2 separate regions of the Mus musculus genome follow, and region 2 is linked to region 1. The links are chromatin loops, found by intact Hi-C in ENCODE. Cell type or tissue: left cerebral cortex. All regions are shown on one strand.

Region 1 (8,000 bases):
ATGTATTTGATTATGTTGAGAGAGGATAAGAAGCCCGCTATGCTCGTGTGTTTATTCCCAAAGCAAGTTATTTTGAAAAGGCTGTTGTTATATTGTTGAAATGAAAATTATAAAAGTTACTGTCAAAAAAATCTGAACCTCTAGATAATCCATATTTTTTTTTAAGCAGAGAGATGAAACTATTAGGGTGAGTCTCAGTGATCTTTAACTCAATTTATTACAAATGTAAATGTTGTAATAAGCCCTATGCTATCAATGGCCTGTTTACTGTTTAAAGAAAAAAATGCACTCTGATTAGAAGCCATAACAACAAAGAGAGAAATTCACTTTCAAAATAGTTTTAGAAACTAGAAAATCCAGGTTCCAAATCCAAAAGCCGTCAGACTGAATCACATTGCATCTTCATCCCCAAATCTTTTCCCTGCAGAATACTTGTACTCAAAAATCAATGCACCATTTAAGATGATCAGTTCACGACAATTATATCCTGAGCGTATTCAGCACCAGAAGGGTGCACAGAACACTAGACATTGAATTAATAAAGTTATTTTTTTACACCTTAATGTATGCCCTTGCATTATACAAAATATCTACTTATTTGTATTTTCCCCTGTTTTCATCCAGGTTTGGAAAAAGTTTTGTTTTTTATTGTTAGAATAATGTCTACCCTCGCTGAGGGTACTTAGAAAATTCTGGGCCCTTGGCTGATAAACATTGTAAAAGATAGCTCTCAATGGAAATATCATTTTCTACAATTTCCCCTATATCTGACCTTTTCACACCACAAGGAAGAAAACAATCGCCAAAATGGATGCTCTCAAAAAGGAAAAACACGTGTGTTTGTTTAGGACCACTGCTTGATCCAACTACAAAAGGAAACTGGCCACTACAGGGCCACGCACCCCCCTTCCAAAACAATCCATTCAGATTTCTGTTCAGATAGGAGACCTAAAGAGATAACTGCTCTAATTGACCTGGGCCCCTCTTGCTGCTCCACCCACACATGGAATCTGAATTGCTGCGTGGGGTACCGGGTGATCAACAACTGGGAAATGCAGGGGCCCGTGGGAGTTTGGCACCAGAGTCCGAGATGAAGGAACTGGCACAATTCCGCCTTTTTTTTTCTTTCTTTCTTTCTTTCCTCTCTCTCCCTTTTTTTCAAGACCATTCTTAACCTGTTCAACAGAGAGCCGGGTCCCAGACTCGCCCACTAAAACTGGATGCATCTCTCTCGCTGGCTCCCCCAACTGATCCCTAGCGTCTGGACCAGGAGAATGGACAGCCACCCATCCAGCCAAGTCTCTTCCGGGGATGGGGGGTGGGAGGGGTGCTCCGCACCACCACCAAACCCCAGACTGCATCATAGATATGGCCAGGGCCTGGGGACCCGCACACTTTCAACCTGCTGTCAGCTGTGCGTGACTCCTACCGCTATCGGTGCTGGCAAGCTAACGGGACTTGGAAGAGGAGGCCACGGGGACGCACCTTGGAGCCCAGGCCTCCGGCAGGAGCCACCCATCACCCATCGATTTCCCCAAGCAGAAGGGACATCTGGGAGTTCTGGCTCTTTCAAGGCAAATAAAGTTTTCACCTCTGTTTATTCTGACCAACCGAAGTTGCTCCACAGGATTCCCTTTTCCTCCCAGGCAAAATGAGGGGGGGGGGGGAAGCAGCCTAAGCCTTGCTCCCCTTCCCCGACGCTCATCACTCCCGCACTCGGGGGCGCAGAGCCCCGAACCCCCCGCAACTCCCTGCTCCTGCCTGGCCCTGATAGAAGCCGAAACCCCGGCGGCCCCGCCTTCCTCCAAGTAACGGGAACCAGTGCCGGCCGAGGAGGGCGCGAATGTCCCGTCTGTCCCCGCTCTCCCGCGTCCATCCCCAAGTTTACTGAGCACTCTCAACCTACGCTCCTCGATTGGCACCTCATCTCGCCCCAGGCGCAAGCGCCCTCCGGTGCTGGCACCCTGCAGGCAACCGGGCCAAGCCGGGGAGCAGCCGGGAGTGCCAAACGGCAACCAATCCGGGAAAGGGACACCTAGTTCGGGGTAGAGGCCTGCGTCTGCAAAGGGGAAAGCGGGAAGGAGCGCACAGAATCCCGGAGAGGAGAGGCCGGGATGCCCGTGTGGAGTGAGGAGACCCCGGGAGAAGGGGGCGGGAGGAAGCTTGCAGCTCACAGTGGGCGCCTCGGGGCGTCTGGGGGCCCAGGAGTCTCACAGCAGGGAAAGAGGCAAGAACCGCGCCTGGAAGACTGAAGGATGAAGAAGCAAGGGAACCTAGGCTTACATGGTAGTGGGCGCACAGGTGAGAAGGGGGATCTGCTCGCGGTGGCCGCTGCGGGGTATGTAGATCAGAGCCACCTCGGTCCCCTGAGTGGAGCCACCAAGGCTGGAGTCTTGGAGGACACCCATGGGCACCGAGACCACGGCGGGAAGGTTCCATGGGGCCGGGCCAGGATCTGGGGGTGACCAGTCTCTTACCTTGAAGGCCACGGGCAGGGTCTTGTTGCACCGCCAGTGCGAGGGCAGCACGGAGCACAGGAAGTTGGGACTGTCGGTGCGGACCAGTTCGGCCGGGTGGTCCGCGATGATCTCCACCATGGTGCGGTTGTCGTGCGGCGGCCTCAATCGGGGCACTGCGGCCGCCGCCGCTGCTGCCGCCGCCGCTGCCGCCGCTGCTGCTGCGGCCGCCTCCTGCTGCTGCTGCTGCTGCTGCTGTTGTTGCTGTTGCTGTTGTTGCTGCTGCTGTTGCTGCTGCTGCTGCTGCTGTTGCTGCTGCTGCGCAGCCACCACCGGGCTCACGTCGCTCATCTTGCCGGGCTGCAGGCTGCTGGAGGGGGGGCTGAAGCGCCGGCTGGTGCTCGGATCTACAGGAATACGCATCACAACAGCCACAAGTTAGCGAAGTGGCCGGGGGAGGGGGAGGAGGGTGGAAATGGGGGGCGAGGAGGAGGAAATCGAGGGGGTGGAGGCGAGACGGGGGCGGAAAGAGGATGGAGGTGACGGGACAGAGGAGGTGAGAAATCAAGTTCGAGGAAGCCGTGTGCCGGGCGGAGTCTGCTGGGGGCCGGCGACTGGAGACCGGACAGAGTCGGGGTAGCGGGTGGGGACACCCGAGAGGCGCGGATCTCCACCGGGAGGCTTGGGAGTCCCTGGCGGTGGCTGCAACGAGCGGGACGCGGGGGCGTGTTTGGCCCAGCCGCCGCAAGGGACTTGAAGTTAACAGCTTGCAGTAGGGGCCCCTTGGGGCACCGTGTCCTGGGTGCGCTGGCGCCCCGCTCCGGGTTCCAGTACGGTAGTGGAGCCCCGCAGGTTCAGCAGTCCATCTCGGCGGTGCGTGTGGCTCCTCGCTGTCCGCCACCGCCAAGCAGAGCGCGGCTGCCCAGCTCGCGGCGCCGTCGCTTGCCCGCGCCGCCTCCTCCGCCTCCTCCTCCGAGGCCGCTGCGCGCTCCCCGCGCCGGCAGCGCGCTCCGAGTCCTCCGGCCGCCGAGTCCTTCCTTTCCCCGGCTTCTCCTCTCGCCCTCTCCTTCGCCGCCGTCTAGCTCGCAGCCTCGTCTCTCCTGCTCTTTGCAAAGTGCCCCGGGCCCCCCTCGCGTTTCAAGGTGCCGGGAGGTAAGTGGGGGCGGGGGGAGAGCGGATCTCGGGGCGACAGATCTGGAGCCTGCGGATCGCAGCCGCTGCCGCCGCCCGCCGGCCGCTAGAAGCGCCGCTGCGCTCGCTCGGCGCCCGAAGCTGTAGGGAGGAGGTCCCCGCCTAGGACATCGCCGCCTGCGTCCTCGGCTCCCCACTTCACCCTCAGGACCGGGAACCACTTCTCGGTCTGACGACGCTAAAGCTGAGAAGCGGGAGAGCCTCAGGCTGCTCCGACTGGCGTTAATTTTTCGTTGTTAACTTCAGGAGAGGAGGAAGGGAAATTCTCAAGTCTCCACGTTGACTTCTGAGCACTCTTCACCCTGCCCCCAACCCCACCCCACATTGGTTGGGGCGGGGGGCAGGTTTTTACAGGCTTCGGGAGTGCCCCCCCTTAGGTGACACCAAAATGGGTGACAGGAGTGTTTGTCAAAATAGTTTTAGAAACTCTAACGGATGTCTGGACACTTTTCTTATATATTCCTTCTTGTCATTATTGGAGAATAAGGATGGGTTGCTTTTTTAATAAAAAGAACTAAAAAATGACAGCTTGGTAATTAAAATAAGTTGTAAGTTGATAAAATGCTTGCTGGGAAAGGGGGAATACACAGCGGTTATCCATTCATTTCCCAATCTTTTATTAAGTGTAGTCTTCGTCTCAGACTAAGTCTAGTGTCTAACTGTCTTTCTAGCCACTCCCCACTTTGGGGGGTTAAAAATAAAAAGTTTAAAAAAAAGTTCAGTAATTATTTATTTATGTTTTTGTTTCCCGGCGTTATGGGGGGAGGCGATTTTGGAATCCCCAAAAGATTGTGGTTGAGAGATGAAGGAGTGCGGGGAGCGGCAGCAGTTTTGTTTTTTTTTTGTTTGTTTTTTTTTTTTTTGTTTGTTTTTTTACCTAAAATGTGGTTTTTGGAGGCTGGGATTTCTAATGATTAGGTTTTTGTGGTTTATATAGACACGACTCAAACTGAGGCGATCATTATACTGATGGGAATCAGAAGCACGTGGGTGTCTCCGACCAGCCTCAAATTCTGAGCCTTCAAAACAAATCAAACAACGTGCGGCGGCGCCCACAGAAGCCGGGAAATCCGCCGGAGGCTGATACACCCCAAGAACCAGGCAGAAGCAATATCGGGCTGGCTCACCTCTCAGCGTGATGTTCTGTTATATGTCTTGCCTAACCTATTATTTTAAAACTTCCAACGCTTCCAAATAGAATCATTTTACCAAAATCCCCGGCGATTCGTAACAAGGTAGTTGACGCAACTGTGATTTGGTGAAATCAATGAAAAATTGGGAGTCGTCCCCTAGGAGGACTAAAGAAGAGGGCTAGCTGGGTAACATTTCTCACCATCCGTCTTATTTAAAGCTCTTCACGTAGCCATTAATTTGGGGCTTTTACTGCTGGGGTGCAAATGCCTTCCAAATTCAGCAAGGGACCTGTCATGACCCTCCCTAGCGCAGTTGCCACTCTCTGACCTTCCCTCCCCGCGCGCCCAGCAGGGCCCAGAAAAGGTACCCGGAGCGCGCAAAAGAGGTTGTTTGCGCCTCTTTGCAACTCGAGACTAGAAAATACAAAAAGTGGATCGCTGTGCTCAGATGGTCTGGGGACCCGTGCTCCTGTGCCTGAGAGGCGCTCTGGGGGTTGAGGAGTGGACAGAGTTGAGTGTGACTGCTTGCTCTCTCACAGGCTAGGGATGATACTGGGGAGCACTCCTGTGCCCTCCCCCTTTGAGTCACTGCTTCTGCCTCCCCTTTCTGCTTGCACCACTTACAACTATGCAAACCCCCCCCCCCCCCGCCGCCGCCGCCGCCGCCCACGTCCCATGTCGGTCTTTCCTTGTCTCTTGCTCTCTTTCCGGATTCTTCCACCAGTCCTCCCTCAGACTTGAGTCACCTCCCTGAGCCACTCAGTCTCCCTCTTCTTCCACTGCCCGCTCCTCTATGCCACTACCTGTGGCGCCCACATCTCCCACCCGACTTCCTCGTAGCTGGTGGCCTCTGTGTCCCTAGCGCTCACTCCCGATATACATTACAGGTGGAGCGAGTTACTGAGCTGTCTCCTAAGGGTGCTACTTTAAATATCTTTTTGATCACAGGGGAGAGCTCTAAGCCTGAATACTGCCTCACCGCGTGTGTGCGCTCCCTTGCACTAATCGCCCCAGCCATAGACGCCAGCCTAGAAAAGGAAGCCAGGCTTCCTAACCCATCTAAGAGAGAAACTGCACCCAAACTAACTTGTATCCTCGCAAATTCATAACCTGACGTCATGACTCAATTACATACCTACCCCTCCTGCCCTTAGTGGGACAGCTTTCTTTAGTGGCACAGCCCACAGAGATGGCTTGCTTTCATTGCCCCTCATTTTAAGTGTTGGGAACTGCAGAAGAGCAGAGAGTCCCCAGAAATCGATAGTGTCGATAGTGGGAGAGGGTATTTTGTTCTCCTCCCAGGAAACCCACAGAACAAGGGACTTCCACAAACTGACAGAACTGAGAAACGGCCCATGTTTCAAATAGGGGCTCCCAGAGTGGGGCTTTTTCCAACAAGAAACTCTACAGTCGTTTGAATATAAGAAATCCTATCTTGGGGACCTTTGCTTTCCCGCCATTGCTGTTTAGTTACCACCACTCCATGCTCCCCCTTTTTTACTTGATGCATAATGAGACATGCAGGCCTCAATGGTTGGGGATTTTAAGGGCAATTTAATCAATGGTGAGATTATTTATTTTAATTAATCATATCCGGTAATTCAGCTTTATAGCCTTGCTGGGCATCCTCCCTCCATTAAACATTTCAGTAGAACTAATGTAAGCAGCTCTTGGAAGTTCCCAGTCTTGGATCCCTTAAAATATCCTACAGTTATTTATAATGTGGAAATGAAATTTTCCACTGAATGCCCTACCAACGGCTCAGGTATCTGGATTTCAGTCTGCTTTCAAGAGCGCTCTTGCTCTCAGCTGGAACTGGCGTGGTCTTTGCTCTGAACATTAAACTTCAAGTAGGAAACATTTCCACAGCCCCTTCCCTCAAACTTCCCCTAGCAGTAAAAGCATAGGAAAAAAACGTGGGGGCTTTTGTGTATGCGTCCTTACTGCTGCCATGAAATGCTAAGTCTCTTAGATTTTTTTTTTCCTACGTGAAAATGTTCTAACCAAGGGCTGACTGAGAGTACAGCTCACTCAGTAAAGTGCTTACTGCAGGCACAGGAGGTCCTGAAGCCAGTGCCTAAGCCCCACTCACCCAGATATCAAAATAAGATGGTGTTTGAACCCTAGTGCTGGGAAGGCAAGCTAGGCTAATCCCTGGGACCTGCTGCCTAGACAGCCTAGCTGACTCAAGGGGCCCAGGCCAGTAAGAGCCTGCCTTAGAGGACAGGGTGGATTACATGTGAGGGATCACGCTAGAGGGTGACCTTTGGCCACTACAGGCATGCATCTACACACACACACACACACACACACACACACACACACACATCCTATACACATACACCCCAAACATACCCTATACTCACCCTACACATACACAAACCCCCTATATACATACCCTATGAATACACACCCTAAATACATTCCCTACGAATACACACCCTATATATACACATAACCTACACACCCCCTATACACACATACACACCTTACACACATCCTATATATACACCCTGCAACACATACACACACTTCTAAAAAAAAAAAAAAACACCCACTAGATTCCTCTGTACAAATATTCTTCTTTTCAGTTGTAGGTTACAGCACTAAAATAAATACATTTTTTCTGAAGATTTGACTACTGTGAAAGATACAAGCATAGCCCCTTCTTAATGTTAATATAACTGTTTTGTGATAACACCTGGCAACTTTCACTCTCCAAAGAAGGTGTGATGTTAAAACAGTCTCTTCTCTCTCTCTCTCTCTCTCTCTCTCTCTCTGTCTCTCTGTCTCTCTGTCTCTCTGTCTCTCTCTGTCTCTGTCTCTGTCTCTGTCTCTCTCTCCTTGCTTTCCCGTCCTAACTCCTTCCACATTATTTTATATACTTGTGATTTTCCTTTTTTTTTTTTCATGTTGAAAAGTCCTGTAAAATCTTAAATACCTTTCAGTGAACCAGCTGATAAAATAGGATGGCTACTGGAAAATTAGGACCACTGTGAGCTTTCTGCTCATGTGTGAATGTGTGTATGGAGGGGAGTGGGGATGGGATGGGTGTTGAAAGCAGAAAGGTCTTTGGAGAGTTTTCTTTGGGCTTTGATTGTATGAAGCTAGCCTAGAGGTCAGTGCTGTCACCCAACCAACAGTTATAGCAGAGCCCATAGACTAAATCTGGCCTAAAGTCTCTTTTTGGCTGGCCTATATGCTATGATGTTCATGCTAA
Region 2 (8,000 bases), 280 kb before region 1:
GATGTCTAGTGACACAGCTATTTGAAGACTAGCCATGCTCCTGTAAGCAATCCTTCACCCAGGGTCCTCTAAATATGCCCAGTGGTTGCCAAATTGGACTTAAATGGACTCATTCTTCCGGTCCATCCTTGATGTCCTACCTGGGGTGAATCGATGTTTGGCTGCCTCTCTCCAGGACAAGTCAGCACTCCATCAGATACTCCATTTTTAACAAGTCGTTCGTAATGCATAGGAGCCTGCCTCTGATGCTATCAGGCAGATGAACTGGTCAGGTCTACCTGCTTTGGGTAGAGTTATGTCATCTCAGTTTAACTTCCCAGCTTAGCTGTCCCTGATACAGTGTAACTAACAGGTTTCTCCTTTAAAACATTATCTTTTTTTTTAAAGGCCAAGTTCATGGTAAGTGGGTTTTACCTTATAAGTTTTTCCAGAGAGGAAAAGATAATGAAGAATTCCCCAGAGACAACAAGATAGGGAAGAAGCCCACCTGTCCATCACATAGTGAGGACAGAGCAGCAGGAAGCTGGCATTCCCCAGCCCCACAGGACTATTCTGGCACAAAACCCCAGCCCAGGATTTTGCTTGCTGCTCCATGACCACATTCTCTATTCTGGGGTCTCCTCAATGTCCTGCTGATTCTGAAATAGTATGGAATAGTGGGGAGCCTCATTCGGTCAGTGATGGACTGTGATGCCCCACAGCTCATTGTCTGTGGGCATCAGGATGGGAGGTTCAGCTCTACCCAAAGGAACCTTCAGAGATCTGTTAACACATTAGAGACTTTGACACAAGTCAAACAAGACCCTTGACTTTGTTCCAGCAAAGAAGTTCTGGGTGAGCAAGTATGAAGCAGTGTGGGTCTGCATCCCTCCCCACCACTGGGATGTGAATGTGCTGCTGCAGAGGTGAAACAGGGAGACGCTAGACTGCATTTACCCTGCGCCTCTGCTGTTGGGGTGCTGAGCTCAAGCAAAGGGCCAAGACACCACTCAGGGGATGAAAAATGCAGCCTAGGATGTGGGAGACCCAGGGGCTCCCAAACTCCTTGGTAAAAGACTTGGGGGCCCTTGGCCTGAGGACTACAATGAGGCCGGTGCCGGGTGAATGGGAACTCTGGCTTAGCTCATGGGTGGTTATCCTTAGCTTGGCAGTGGTTGTCTGGGAGAACAGAGGGGCCTTCTGCAGGAGGCTTAGATGGTGCAGCTTGGTAGTGGAAGGCCTTCTCCATGTTCTCCACGGTGGTTCTTGATGAAAGAGACAGTCCTTGGCTTCAAACTGTTTATTGCTTGGTCACCATGGAAAATGGATGCATACCACCTTCTCAGGGTGGACCAGAGATTAAATACCTTTTGCAGGAAGGAATGTCTGGGAAGGGAAGCTCATTGGCTAAACCCTCAGAGCCTCTAGATACCTCATTAGCATGGAGAACTCTGTTCTGGGCTACCTGACTATGTGGGGAATCATGTGTTTCAGGATAGGTATTTGGTAGGGAGCACCTACTGTTTCAGGTGGGCACTTGGGTGCTAGGGTCTCAGACCCACTCAACCTTACTAAGTTTCCTGGTACAGTCCATTGTCCCACAAAGCAGAGTTGGGTTTATTAAGACATTTTTAACAGAGATTTTTAAAGACGGGCGTTAAAAGGAAGCAAGGCACTTGAGAAGTAAAGATGCACTAGAAAGCGTGGGTGTAGCCTTCTCAAGGAAAAGCCCCAGCGTGAGTGCCTTAGCATTAGTCATATACATCATATTGGAAGTTCTCATTATATCTCAAAAGGCTCCCCCCCCATTTTATTTTCTTGCTTTCTTTGATGAACGAGAGGTAAAGAGACCCTAGAAATGCCTTGGATGGCGTGACAATTTGATAAAATGAAGCCAGGAGCCACTATGTTGCACAAGGGGGTTGAGATGTATAACTAACTGTAAAGAGAGGTTCTAGTAACTAGGCCCTGGTAGTACACACCTCTGATCTCAGCGCTTGGGAGGCAGAGGCAGGTGGATCTCTATGAATTTGAGGCTAGCCTGGTCTACAGAGGAAGTTTCATGACAGCCAATGCTACACAGAGAAATCCTGCCTCGAAAAGAACCAAAGAGACAGAGGGGGGCGGGGGAGAGGGAGAGAGGAAGAGACAGAGTGACAGAGACAGAGTGACAGAGACAGGCAGGGACAGGGACAGAGACAGATTGATTCTAGTGAGATTCCTAGAGAATAGCAGAATTTCAGCTGAGAAGAGTGAAAGGCCTGAAGCAAATGTTAACTGTGTTGGAATTCTTGATTCTCAGCTGGGCAGAGATGTATTCTCTTTTGTTCCTATGTCCCTATAACTTTCCCTGTCACTCTGTCCTTCCTCAGTTACCATAAAACACATATGGCTCTTTAAATTTAAGCAAAATTGAAATTATACTTATATTAAAGTTAAATAAAACTCAATCTACTTCCCCTGACATACCATCCCTGCCTCAAGAGCCAGTTAATAACATGTGGCTAATGAGGCTGTGGGCTGGTCAGCACAGGTAAGGGGCACTTTCTCATTGCAGAAAACTCTACTGGACAGACCACTGTGGACACAGCCACTTTTATAGAGGTTTCAGGCCATAGGACTGATCAGGATATAGAGGTATTCTCATGTCACTTGACCTATGGTCTGTGAATTATTGAGGACTCCAGACCAGACCAACTCTGATTCCGTTTCCACAATGAAATCAAAGCCATATCACCTCCTCCCTGATATGCACAGCCAGAGGACGAGAGCCTGATAGAAGGACCACCTGTCCCTACATGGTCCTGTGATTTCCACGACCAAAAGCTCTAAACTCATCTACCATGAACATTTATGAATTCCTCTGTCGCAAGAGAGAGTTCTAAAGAGAGAGGCAGAAGAAGGAGGTCCCTGCCCAGCTTCTTTTCTTCACAGCTGTGTGCCTTCAGGGAGCAGCTCTCCCTCTCTGAGAGACTCCTCGTCCTTTGAAGTTCTAACTCTCGATGCTACCCAGCACCCACATAGCACTGGGAAATGTGTCTTATCTTTCCTAGGTAGAGTGATGAAGAACAGTTCATCGCAGGCAAAGCTATAGTGGGTCTGGCAAGGGATATCAGCTTGGCCAACCCCAGGTGAGTGTAAATGAACAGACAGGCTCAGCTGAGCTTCTCCGGGCAGCAGCGGGGCTATAGGGTGCTGTGTTCCACACAAGAATCCAGCAGAGGGGGATGTTGCACAGAGGCAGCTTTCTTTGAGCTAGTCACTGGGAGTGTGCAGACTCTGAGGGGAGGAAATGTGTCTTTTCATCCTTTCAGGACCCCCAAATGCACCCTCCACTCATCGTGATTCGTTGGGTTGCAGCTCCAAGCCCCTGCACAGGTACAGGAAAGCCCCTTGCGATCTTCCTGTGCATTTAACCTGAGGAATTGTCCCTTCCCGCTTGCAAATGACAACACTATTTTAGCTGCTGTCGGAAGTTGGAACCTGGCAAGATCAACAGTTTTAAAAGACTCCTTAACCCAGAGGAGGTTTCCCCTTCCCTGCCCCTCCCCAGTCCTCTCCCTTCCTAGACATCAAGGACTGAGATCATCTGCAAAAGAACGAAAAGTAGAGTTCTGCTTTCCTGGCCCAACACCCTCACCCTTTCCTTTTTTTTTTTTTTTTTCTTTTTTCTTTTTTCTTTTTTCTTTTTCATGTTGACAGTGATGTTTAAAATCTTTCTCTTCAAATACAGATTGGCACCTGGGTCTGTAATCTCTCACCATCTTCTGAGAGTGACTGGGGCTTGCTCAGCCTTTGACACAAGAGAAAAAGTGCATTAGAATTTCCGACTTCTGTGATTTCTCCCTTCCTGTTTCCTATTGAAGGAGAGTGTAGCATTAGAGGGAGAAACCCAGAGAAAGTCCCCCCACCCTCACCTCCGCCCCCACCCACCCCCACCCACCTCCACCCCTGCATCCTCGAAGAAAAAGAAGACGAGAGGGTGAGTCCTTTACAACATCTCAATAAGAAGCCATGGACACGCTATTTATCTTGTAATGTCCTTTTGAAGATGTAAGGACTCCTGATTTAAAAGGCAAGCCTGCATCTAGTTTCTCAGCATCCCCCAGGGCCAGCCTTTCTCCTGGGCAGAGAGGAGAGGATGGAGAAGGGCTGAGAAGAGAGGCCTCTGAAGTCACAGCTTCCATGGGAACCAGAGGCACCTGCCCTGCTCTGTGGTCTCAAAGCAAGCCAAGAGCTCATGAGCTGGATGTTGGTGAGAAGGGGCTCATCCCCGTCATGGGGGAAATTCTCAAGCAAAGTGTGGTATAGTTGCTTCAGTCTACCTTGGTGGGGATTTTCAAAATATTTTCTAAAGCTTAGTAGTTTTTGGAGAACACAGCCACGAAGTATTGAGGAACAAATAGTCATAGTGTTCATTATGAGATCCAGGGGGCAGAAAGAGAAGCATCCCGGCTTTGAGGGCAAACTGGCTTAAATCCCAGCTTCAACTGAAATAAGCAGAGACAGCTCACCTCGATCCATCTTCTCTAGAATACAAGGATGAGTGGTATTAGGCACTCTTCTTATTGCTGTGGCAAAAACAAAAACAAAAACAAAAACAAAAAAACAAAAAAAACCAAACCTTACCAAAGCAACTTAAGGGAAGATTTGATTTGGCTTCCCAGTTCAAGGGAACACAGTCCATCATGGCAGGGGTGGGGTGGGGGAGTCATGGCAACCAGAGCTTGAGGCACCTGTAACATAGTGTCGTTATGTTACATTCTAATGTTACATTTGAGTGTGTGAAACATCAGCAGAAAGAACTGAACGCTGATACTCAGCTCACGTCTCCTTTTTATTCAGCTTGGGGCCCCAGACCTTCCAACAAATGGTGCCACTCATATGCCCAGTGGATCTTCCCATCCCAATTTCCCAATCTGGAAAGCCTCTCACAGATATGCCTGCATTTCCTTGGTGATTTTTAATGCTGTCAGTTTGAAAATCAACATGGACCATCATGCTACTTTTAGAAATTCATTGGAATTTCATTGGCCTAAGCTGGGTAAAAGTACTAAGTGTTGTGGCCCCTAGTATGATAGGCACTCAGGAGGTGTCACCTGACATCATGGTCTTGCCAATGAAATTGTGCTACAGTTCCTTCTGACTTTTGTGGTATCAAGGTGTCCTGGGTAGGTTTTTGTCAACTTGATACAAACTAGAGTTATCTGGAAAGAACTTCAATTCAGAACATTCTTCTACCTAGATCTCCACACATGCACGTCCATAGATTATTCTCCCAATTAATGATTGATGTGCGGGAGCCCAGCCCACTGTGGGTGGTGACATTCTTGGTGCATGAGTGATATAAGAAATCAGGCTAACATCACACCTACAGTCTAGTGTCTTTGGTACAGAACGCTATTCTGCAAGCTACCAAATAGAAACGTAAACACCAACTCAACCACAAATGCTTTGATCTACAATGCTGTTCTGCCTGCAAGAAAGCCAGGACAATGGTGGCACAAAGCTTATAGGAGTTGCCAACCAATAACTTATTTGACTTAAGGCCCACCCCATGAGATGGAACCCATATGTGACACTGCTTGGGTGACCAAGTACCAGAGACTAGACAGCCTATGGACCTAGAGTAAAATTAATTACTACTGTTCTAGACAAAAATCATAACAATAAAATAATTTTAATGGCATTCCATTGACCCATAGATCAGTGCATTGTTCAACCGTCTTCACCATGCAGCCTGCATCCTCCTGCAGCAGATGGGAAAAAATACAGAGACCCACAACCAGACATTATGCAGAGACCTTTGAACACTCAGCCCTAAATGGATGTCTTCGTCAAATCTAAAGGCTCAGAAAACCCTTAGGAAGAGGAGGCAGAAAGAGTGTAAGAAACAAAGAGAATGAAGGACATTAAAGAAAGATCTTAAGACACAGAAAAGTTAAAGGAGCAGTGGATAGGTAATAGAGTTGGGTTCCAGAGCCTCTCCAAATGGCCTCAGGCTGTGGCAGATGGCTCCTGGATTTAACCTAGCTAGAGGACAGAGATCTCCTAGGTCCATTTGGGGATCCATAGGCACATCTCTGGATGCTTATAGCTCCATCAAATGGTTCTCAGGTCGCAGGGCTGAGACACTAGTGAGCAAAGGTCACACGAAGTCATCCTCTCCTTCCTGGAAGGTAGAGCGGGGCAGCATTTGGGCCAACTACATTTTCAGAATCAAAGTTCCTATGAAAATACAATTTGCAACAAGAGCATGGTGCCTGGCTGGGAAAGGCTTGGATGCTTGGCATGGCATGGATGCAGACCCGGCTATGAGAGCTAGATTCTGGATGTGGGGCAGTATTTAAAAAGGATCTGGGAGAAGAGTCTTCCTTTATGGACAAGCTACAGTTAGACTAATGGATGCCTATAGTCGGGTGCCTACAAGGCTCAGCAGGATTCTGGCTAGCAATTTTCTGTTCCCTTGGCACATCAGAGTCACAGCAGGGTAACTCCATGGCCAAGGCATCATCTCATGACTAGAGTTGCAGGGTAGCTCAGGAGAACAGTCTGCTATGAAGCTTTCAGGGCTCCCCGTGAAGTTTCGGTTTCAATCTTAATAAAATATTTTTGAAAATTTCACAATTGCAGAACAAACAAAACCATGAGTCATGGCTCACAATTTCCCGGTGAATTTGCTATGTGATTGTGTCTCTGACAAGTGCATAGTTTCCAAGGACAAGGGAACCTTAATGTGAATATTTGACCTGAGGGGCATATGGTAAGGGGGAATAGTACAGCATCCCCCTCCTGGATATTATGTTCAACACCAGAACCCAAACGAGACTCAGTAGAGCTTGGCTATGAATTTTCCCAACTTCACACATTCATTGTAGTCCCCTCTTTCTCTGTATGTGTGTGTGTCTCTGTGTGTGTATATACATGTGTATGCCTGTATATACGTGCAAGTGCATATCGTGCATGTGTGTGGTGGCCAGAGGACAATCTAGAAGATTCTAGGTACTGAACTTGGGCTTTTATGCTTCTCAAAACAAGATGACTGAGCCATCTCCCCAGCCCCTCATCATCTGATTATTATTATTATTACTATTATTACTATTTCTGAATCATATTTTTGTCCTCTGCAATTGCATAAAATGAATTCTTCTAGGCCAACCATTTAAAAAAAAAACAAGATTAGATTTTCGTGAATGGAATGGTAGAAGTATGTGCAGAACCCTACAGGATTCTGCCACTTAAAGAACTCAGAACATTTCCATTCTCCTGTGGAAGAAATGGAGACAAGAAGCCAGACTGTGACACTGTCAGATATTCCCAGTAGCAGTACATTGCAGCCCACTAGACAACCAGTTAACAACAGCCAGAGGAACAAGGATCCACAGTCAAGTACACGTAGCCACGACTGATGCCACTCGACCTACAATACCCAAACAGGTCTCACCAGACTCAGCAATTATTTTCTCTTCTCAAGATTTTGACTTTTTGTTTGTTTGTTTGTTTGTTTTAACATATAGGCTCATTAACCTTGGGCATGTGCTACTTCAAATTTAACCTTGGACATGTGTTGATGCAAAACAAGAGTCTCATCTCATCTCCTCTCCCTACAGTTGCTTGCCACGATTCACTCAGCTCAGGCTCTTTGAGATTTTCAATTCTTATTGTCAGTCAGTGGGCTAAACCTTGCGGTAAAGGTCAAGGTTTCTCCTATCTCACACCATCATTGCCTTTTACACTCTCCCGGAAGGGCTCTTGTGCAATAGAAACCTGATTCAAGGGAACACATCTCACCAGAGACCTTTCAGTGAACGATGATCTGCAAATAGTCATTTTGTTGCTTGCCGAAGAAGGGGCTGAAATAAAACTTCAAATAATGACTATCGCATGTCATCCTCCAAGCCACCCAGGGTACCAAGGAGAAGCTTGTCCATTTCAATGGAGGAGATGTTATACAGTTATCCAAGTCTTGTTTGTTAGGGGGAGGGCGAGTGCTTTGTTTTCTTCTTGTTGATTTGGATTCC

Evidence for each region. Hi-C counts contacts between places; a loop is a spot of excess contacts. Peaks named below come from ENCODE experiments on the same cell type or tissue, not always from the same donor. Only the 100,000 strongest peaks of a DNase experiment are listed, where the experiment ranks them.
Region 2: a loop joins it to region 1, with 5 times the contacts of the local background. A loop is called at or near these places in 31 of 42 quality-filtered maps.

The regions. Positions count from the first base shown.
Region 1 is chr17:44,732,756-44,740,755 of GRCm38, forward strand. Runx2 (runt related transcription factor 2) reads right to left here and starts at 3,893. Exons shown (of 7, transcript NM_001145920.2): 1 at 2,478-3,893. The coding sequence starts at 2,879. RefSeq lists a promoter at 3,648-7,941 and a cis regulatory region at 4,784-4,792. In left cerebral cortex, a CTCF peak has its summit at 3,707; DNase peaks (open chromatin) are centred at 1,181, 1,410, 2,009, 2,400 and 8 more places; H3K4me3 peaks cover 5,610 bases; H3K27ac peaks cover 2,906 bases.
Region 2 is chr17:44,452,660-44,460,659 of GRCm38, forward strand. No RefSeq gene overlaps it. Among named protein-coding and RNA genes, the nearest start is that of Runx2os3, 110 kb to the right of the region's middle. In left cerebral cortex, a CTCF peak has its summit at 3,193; DNase peaks (open chromatin) are centred at 1,721 and 3,195.